Linked DNA regions of Homo sapiens: region 1 is linked to region 2. A link is a contact called in ENCODE Hi-C data. All regions are on one chromosome and are shown on one strand. The core of a region is the stretch at or near the end of the contact, and the rest is flanking DNA. Distances in the headings are between cores, read along the strand shown. Region 1 holds the start of CHKB (choline kinase beta). Region 2 holds the start of PANX2 (pannexin 2).

Region 1 (2,971 bases), core at 307-2,806, 410 kb before region 2:
GCGTGACCCACTGCCCCCAGCCAGAATCAGTTTTCTTTTTTTTTTTTTTTTTTTTGAGACTGAGTCTGACTCTGTCGCTCAGGCTGGAGTGCAGTGGCTCGCGGCAACAAGGCCTGGGTTCAAGGGATTGTCACGCCTCAGCCTCCCGTGTAGCTGGGATTACAGGCACAAGCCACCAAACCCGGCTAATTTTTGTATTTTTAGTAGCGACGGGGTTTCGCTATGTTGGCCAGGGTGGTCTCAAACTCCTGACCTCAAGTGATCTGCCCGCCTCGGCCTCCCAAAATGCTGGGAGTACAGGCGTGAGCCACCACGCCCGGACCAGTTACTTTTTAAAGTGGCTCTAGGTCCCTTTAGGGAAGGATTGGAGGAATATTTCTTGGTATATGCTCAGATGCTGGTATTGTAAGATCCTTCCTGAGAGGAACCAAGCCTCCTTGTCAATTAATGGGCTCTAGGTCTCAAAACTGACTCAGATTTAAACAGAATGATCATGATTTTCCACTGCAGCAAAAGTGACATTAGCCTTGTGATCACCAATTTTTGATTTCTTTCTGGTTATCAAACAATACTCTAGTCAGATGCCCCAAAGAACACCATGGTTCGACAGACATTGCCACAGATCTCTGTGGGTCCAGCGTTCCTGGTCGCCGCTCTAGCCTGGGGCAGAAGCAGAAATGCAGGAGGCACGCGTTTAAATCAGGACGCCCTCAATGGGAGGTGCGCAGGCCGAGGAGGGGGCTGCGGCAAGCTGCGAGTCTTCACTTTCTTCGGCTCTTGGGTTTGACTCTGTAATTGGTTCTAGGCCTGGAGGAGACGAGGAGGATAGGGGGAGAGGGGAATGAATGAAGACGCGCATCTCAAGCGGGGCAGCAAAAGACTCCTCATTCAGAGGTGCGGCTCTACCGGCCAGGGAGTCCCCGTGTAGACTGGGCATTTATGCAACTGGAGTCATCGGAACTGTCCCAAGGGTCACATTCCTTCAGCAAATGTTTACTGCGTACCCACCGGGTGCCCGCATCCCGCACTCTGCCCGCGCTGTGCGGCCCTGCCTAGCGCGCGCGCCTCCTCCAGGCCTCACCCACGCTCAGGACGGACGCGCGCTGGACGGCTCTTCCTTGTCGGAGCGCCCCAGGGGTCGGGGAAGAGGGCCCGGCAAGGGAGCCCTCGCGCCGGAGCTGCAGCTGCAGCCGCCGCCCCGCCGCCCCGCCGGCTCCCACGGGGCAGAGACGCAGCTCCTCTCCGGTCTTCCCGTACGCTACCGCGCCCGGGCAGTTCCTCGCCCGCGCACGCGCCGCTCCGCCAACTGATTGGCCTCCGGCGCCTCGGATTGGCCCAGGCCGTCCAACAGCAGCCCCGCCCAGAGAGAGACCATTGGTCCTTGCCCATAGGGGCGGGGCCCGGCAGAGATCTGCGGAATTCGGCCTTCGGAAAGAGCCCCCGGGCCGGGGCACGGAGAGAGCCGAGCGCCGCAGCCGTGAGCCGAATAGAGCCGGAGAGACCCGAGTATGACCGGAGAAGCCCAGGCCGGCCGGAAGAGGAGCCGAGCGCGGCCGGAAGGAACCGAGCCCGTCCGAAGGGAGCGGAGCGCAGCCTGGCCTGGGGCCCGGTCGAGCCCGCGCCATGGCGGCCGAGGCGACAGCTGTGGCCGGAAGCGGGGCTGTTGGCGGCTGCCTGGCCAAAGACGGCTTGCAGCAGTCTAAGTGCCCGGACACTACCCCAAAACGGCGGCGCGCCTCGTCGCTGTCGCGTGACGCCGAGCGCCGAGCCTACCAATGGTGCCGGGAGTACTTGGGCGGGGCCTGGCGCCGAGTGCAGCCCGAGGAGCTGAGGGTTTACCCCGTGAGGTGGGAGGTCAGGGGTCAGCCTCTCCGGTGCGCGGATCGGGGTCAGGGGTCAGCCGCGGGGCCCTCAGGATGCTCCATGTTTTCGCCCCCCTCTTGCGCCCGCGCCTGGGGCGGGGCGGGGCCGGCCTGGCCGGGAGGGGGCCGGGGCCGCGGCAGGTAGGGCCGGCCGCGGGCTGAGCGCGCCTGGTGTGGGTCTGCAGCGGAGGCCTCAGCAACCTGCTCTTCCGCTGCTCGCTCCCGGACCACCTGCCCAGCGTTGGCGAGGAGCCCCGGGAGGTGCTTCTGCGGCTGTACGGAGCCATCTTGCAGGTGAGGGGGGTGTGAGCGCCGCAGCACCAGTGGCTTTAGGGCCTGTCGCTTACGCGATGCGGGTAGTATTGTTCCCGTTGCGCAGTTGAGGACACCGAGGTTCACGGTCTGAGTAACACCTCATTACACCGAAGCCTGGGCCTGTATTCCCAGAGCTTTGGGAGGCTGAGGCGAGAGGATCACTTGAGCACAGGAGTTCGAGACCAGCCTGGACAACATAGTGAGACCCCCATCTCTAAATAAAAATAGACCAACGCTAAAGCCTGTGCTCCAGAGCCTCCAGGCAATTGGATCAGAAGTCGCAGCTCTGGTGGGAGGAAGGCGAGCCCTCATGTGTGTCCCTGTGCCACTTTGCCTTGGCCCCTTTGCTGTCCATCCTTTTTCAGGGCGTGGACTCCCTGGTGCTAGAAAGCGTGATGTTCGCCATACTTGCGGAGCGGTCGCTGGGGCCCCAGCTGTACGGAGTCTTCCCAGAGGGCCGGCTGGAACAGTACATCCCAGTACGGGCCCAGTCCTACCCTCTCCTCCCCAAGGCACCTCCACCCCCTAACCCTACCCCAGTGCCCAATGTCTGCCTCCACATCCCTCACCCCAAGTAGGGAATTTCCCCCAAAACCCTGACTTCCCCTCATTGCCCCAGCCCTTCCCACTCCTGCCCCAGCCCCATCACCACCCTGATAGCTTCCTGGGTGCAGAGTCGGCCATTGAAAACTCAAGAGCTTCGAGAGCCAGTGTTGTCAGCAGCCATTGCCACGAAGATGGCGCAATTTCATGGCATGGAGATGCCTTTCACCAAGGAGCCCCACTGGCTGTTT
Region 2 (3,132 bases), core at 531-3,030:
GTGGAGGTTGCAGATCGCACCACCGCACTCCAGCCTGGGCGACATACCAAGACTCTGTCTCAAAAAAAAAGGAAATTTGGACACAGACAGGGAGGGAAGAAGCCCATGAGAAGACAGAGGCAGAGACTGGTGGCACGGCCACGAGCCAAGGCGCCCAAGGATTGCCGGCAGCACCAGAGGCTGAAGAGGCTGGAATGTCCCTTTCCTAGAGCTGTGGGAGGGAGCAGGGCCCTGCCGACACCTCGATTTTGGACTTTTGGCCTCCGGAACCATGAGAGATAAATGTCTGCTGTTTGAAACTGCCTAGTTTGCGGTACTTGGTTGCTACAAACACAGAGAACACACGTGGTGTCTGGACATGCTGGGCCTGCCCCAAGGCCCCACCGCACGCCTGGGCTCCCTGCTCTGCAGAGTGTGCTGTGTGCCCACCCCAGGGGTCCTCTAATCCCCGGGGTCTGGCCTCCAGTGTCGAAGAGGAGACCAGCAGAGGCCTCCTCCACCCCTGGGTGGGATCAGACAGCCTGGCCAATGTCCACCCTCAGGCCTGGTGTCTCCAGGCCACGGGGACTCCTTAAGGCAAGGCATCTGGGAGATTTGGGAAGCGCCAGTGCTGAGGCAGGGTCTGCTGAGGTTTGGAGGCTGCAGAAGAGAGGGCCCCAGGGTCCCAACACCCCTCCCCGCTGCAGACTAGTACCTCTGGGCCACACAGGCCAGGAGACCCTGATCCCCCTTGCCTTGGCCCAGACCCCAGGGGAGGAAGTTCTCGGCTCCACCTGTCTCGCCCCACTCCTTGGGGAGGGCAGAGGCACCAGGACCCCACCCCGCAGAGGCTCACAGGCAGGCTGGCTGCTCTGTCCATCTTCCTGCCTCGCCTGGGTGGCTTCAAGTGCCCCCACAGGTCCTGATCTAACCAGCGCGGGTCCCTGCCCTGGTCCAGCCCCCATCTCCCTGCAGGAGCTCCAGGCTCCCTGCTCTGACACGTGGCCCTGCCCCATGCTAGCCCCCCTGCTTCAAACCTTCGGAGGCCCCCAGTGCACCCGGAGAGGCCTCGCCCTGCCTGAGGGGTGGAGGGCCTGGGCCTCTCAGAGACTCTCTCTGCCCTCCTTCCACCCAAGTCCAGCCTGGGAACCCTGCCCGGCAGCTCCACCAGCCCCTGTAATCAGCTCTCTGCTGTCAACACCCATCCCGGCCTTTCCTGGTCCCCACCTGGCCACCCTGCATCCCCTCAGGCGCTGCTTGTGACATTCTCCAAACCAGACCCCGTGTCTCATGACATTTGGGACCCCTGGGTCCAGACAGGCCTAGTCCCACCCGCGGCCATGGGCGGACGAATGGAAGGAAGAACAACAATAAAATAGAGACGAGGGGTCTGTGCGACCAGCGACACCTGCTAGGATGGGGGCGGCTGTGGAAGGTGCCTGGGACGCCGCGGACGCAGCCAGGCCACGGTGGGCGCGGCTGGACGGAGCCGCCGGGGACGCGGGAAGCGCCAGCTCCCGGACACCTGCGGACGCCCCCTCTGCCCGCGCCCCGCGCCCCGGCCGCCGGCCTCACCTGCGAAGTTCTTGGTGAAGACCAGGGTGACCAGCAGGATGGGCACCAGCACGGTGCCGATGGTGACCACCCGGTCGAACGGCAGCTCCAGCTTCAGCTGCAGAAGCAGCGCGGCCAGCGCGCCCGCCTTGTCGTCCTGCGCGCCCGGCAGGATCAGCTCCCGCAGCTTCTCTCCCGCCAGCAGCGCGGTCGCCATGTCCGCCGACTGCTCCAGGAGGTGGTGCATGGGGGGCGGGGGGCGCGGCCCGGCGGGGGGCGCGGGCGGGGCGGGGGGCGCGGGGCGGGGCCCGGCGAGGGGGGCGCGGGCGGGAGGGGACGCGCGGCGCGGGGGCGGGGATCGGGGAGCGTGGGGGCGCGGGACGGGGACGGGGCCGCGGGCCGCGGGAGAGGGTGGCAGGGGACGCCGGGACCGAGCGGGGGGCTCCGGGGGATGGGAGTAGCCGGAGGCGCGCGGCGGGTGCGGGGCTGGCCGGGCGCGGAGCCCGCAGCGGGGTTTGGGGGGCGCTCCGCCGCCGCCCCCGGGGTCAGGGGGCGGGCGGGCCGGGCCGGGGCGGCGGCGGGGGGCACCGGAGCCGCCCGCCTCCGCCGCAGCCCGGCCCCCGCCCTGGCGCGTGCCTCCGGCGGGGGCGGCGGCGGGATCCCGGCCCGGAGCGCGGGCGGCGGCTGCTGTCCCTGCCTGGGGCCGGCGGCCCCGCTCCCGCCGCGGGGAGGGGGCTGTTTACCTGCGGCGACTCCGCGGCGTGGCTCCGCCCCACCCCGCCCCCCGCCACGCAGATGCGGCGCGGGCGATGACTTTGCAGAAAATATTGAAATGAAATGAAAGGACATGAATGAGTAATGACCGGTCCCTCTTCCTGGGAACGCGGGGTGGCTGGCGGGGGGCTGCCCCGGCCCGCGGGAGGGTGGGCAGGGGTGGGGGCGGCCCTGCGGGGCTCCGGGCTGGGGCGGGGGCGCCGCTCGGTGGCGACGTGAGGACTGGGCGCGCGCTGGGGCTGCCCCCGTCGCATCGCAGGGCCCTTCGCCCAGCCCAGGGCGCAGAGGGGGCTTCCTCGCCTGGGCCCCCCACCTGCCCCGGCCGCGCCCCGCTGTGGGTCCGGAGGTTCCCGCGCTCCTGGGGTGCTGCGGCCACTGGCGGGGAAGCCGGCGCTCTCTTCTCTGGGCTCGGGCGCCAGTGCGCGGGCAATGAGGGCATCTCCCCGCCCCACACCCTCCACTGCAGCCCCGGCCCCACCCGACCCCCCCACCCAGTACCCCCAGTCCCGCCGCCGTGAGTGACCCCATCACCCCCGCTCCTGCAGCCCGCACCTCCTTCCCCCACGCCCCATCCCGTCCCCTGTTCCACAGACGTTCCCGGGGCCTGTGCCAGCTCAGGGGGTCCCCGCCGCCTCCCTGACCTTCATTCCCTCCGCTCCCCACAGCCCCGCCCTCCGTCCTGTTCTCCCTCGGGGAGCCGGGGGTCTGGCTTCAGACGCGGGCGCATCCCGCGTGGTCCCTGCCTCTTCGAGGCAGCCGTTTTCCCTCGTGCAGGTCCCCTTCCCACTATACCAGGACGAACGTGCACGATCTTTCATATAAAAG

What was found. Hi-C counts contacts between places; a loop is a spot of excess contacts on that map. Pooled maps may share reads with other maps.
Region 1: a loop to region 2 is called in a pooled map, with 3 times the contacts of the local background. The contact joins the promoter of CHKB here to the promoter of PANX2 in region 2. A Hi-C loop is called at or near these places in 9 of 50 pooled maps.

The regions. Positions count from the first base shown.
Region 1 is chr22:50,581,434-50,584,404 of GRCh38, reverse strand. It overlaps CHKB (choline kinase beta), which reads left to right and starts at 1,556. Exons shown (of 11, transcript NM_005198.5): 1 at 1,556-1,847; 2 at 2,048-2,156; 3 at 2,543-2,656; 4 at 2,852-2,971. The coding sequence starts at 1,624. CHKB-CPT1B (CHKB-CPT1B readthrough (NMD candidate)) reads left to right here and starts at 1,406. Exons shown (of 30, transcript NR_027928.2): 1 at 1,406-1,847; 2 at 2,048-2,156; 3 at 2,543-2,656; 4 at 2,852-2,971. CHKB-DT (CHKB divergent transcript) reads right to left here and starts at 1,379. Exons shown (of 4, transcript NR_110536.1): 1 at 1,082-1,379. RefSeq lists silencers at 1,010-1,409, 1,440-1,529, 1,860-2,059.
Region 2 is chr22:50,169,379-50,172,510 of GRCh38, reverse strand. PANX2 (pannexin 2) reads right to left here and starts at 1,780. Exons shown (of 3, transcript NM_052839.4): 1 at 1,555-1,780. The coding sequence starts at 1,780. RefSeq lists an enhancer at 255-947 and a silencer at 2,547-2,606.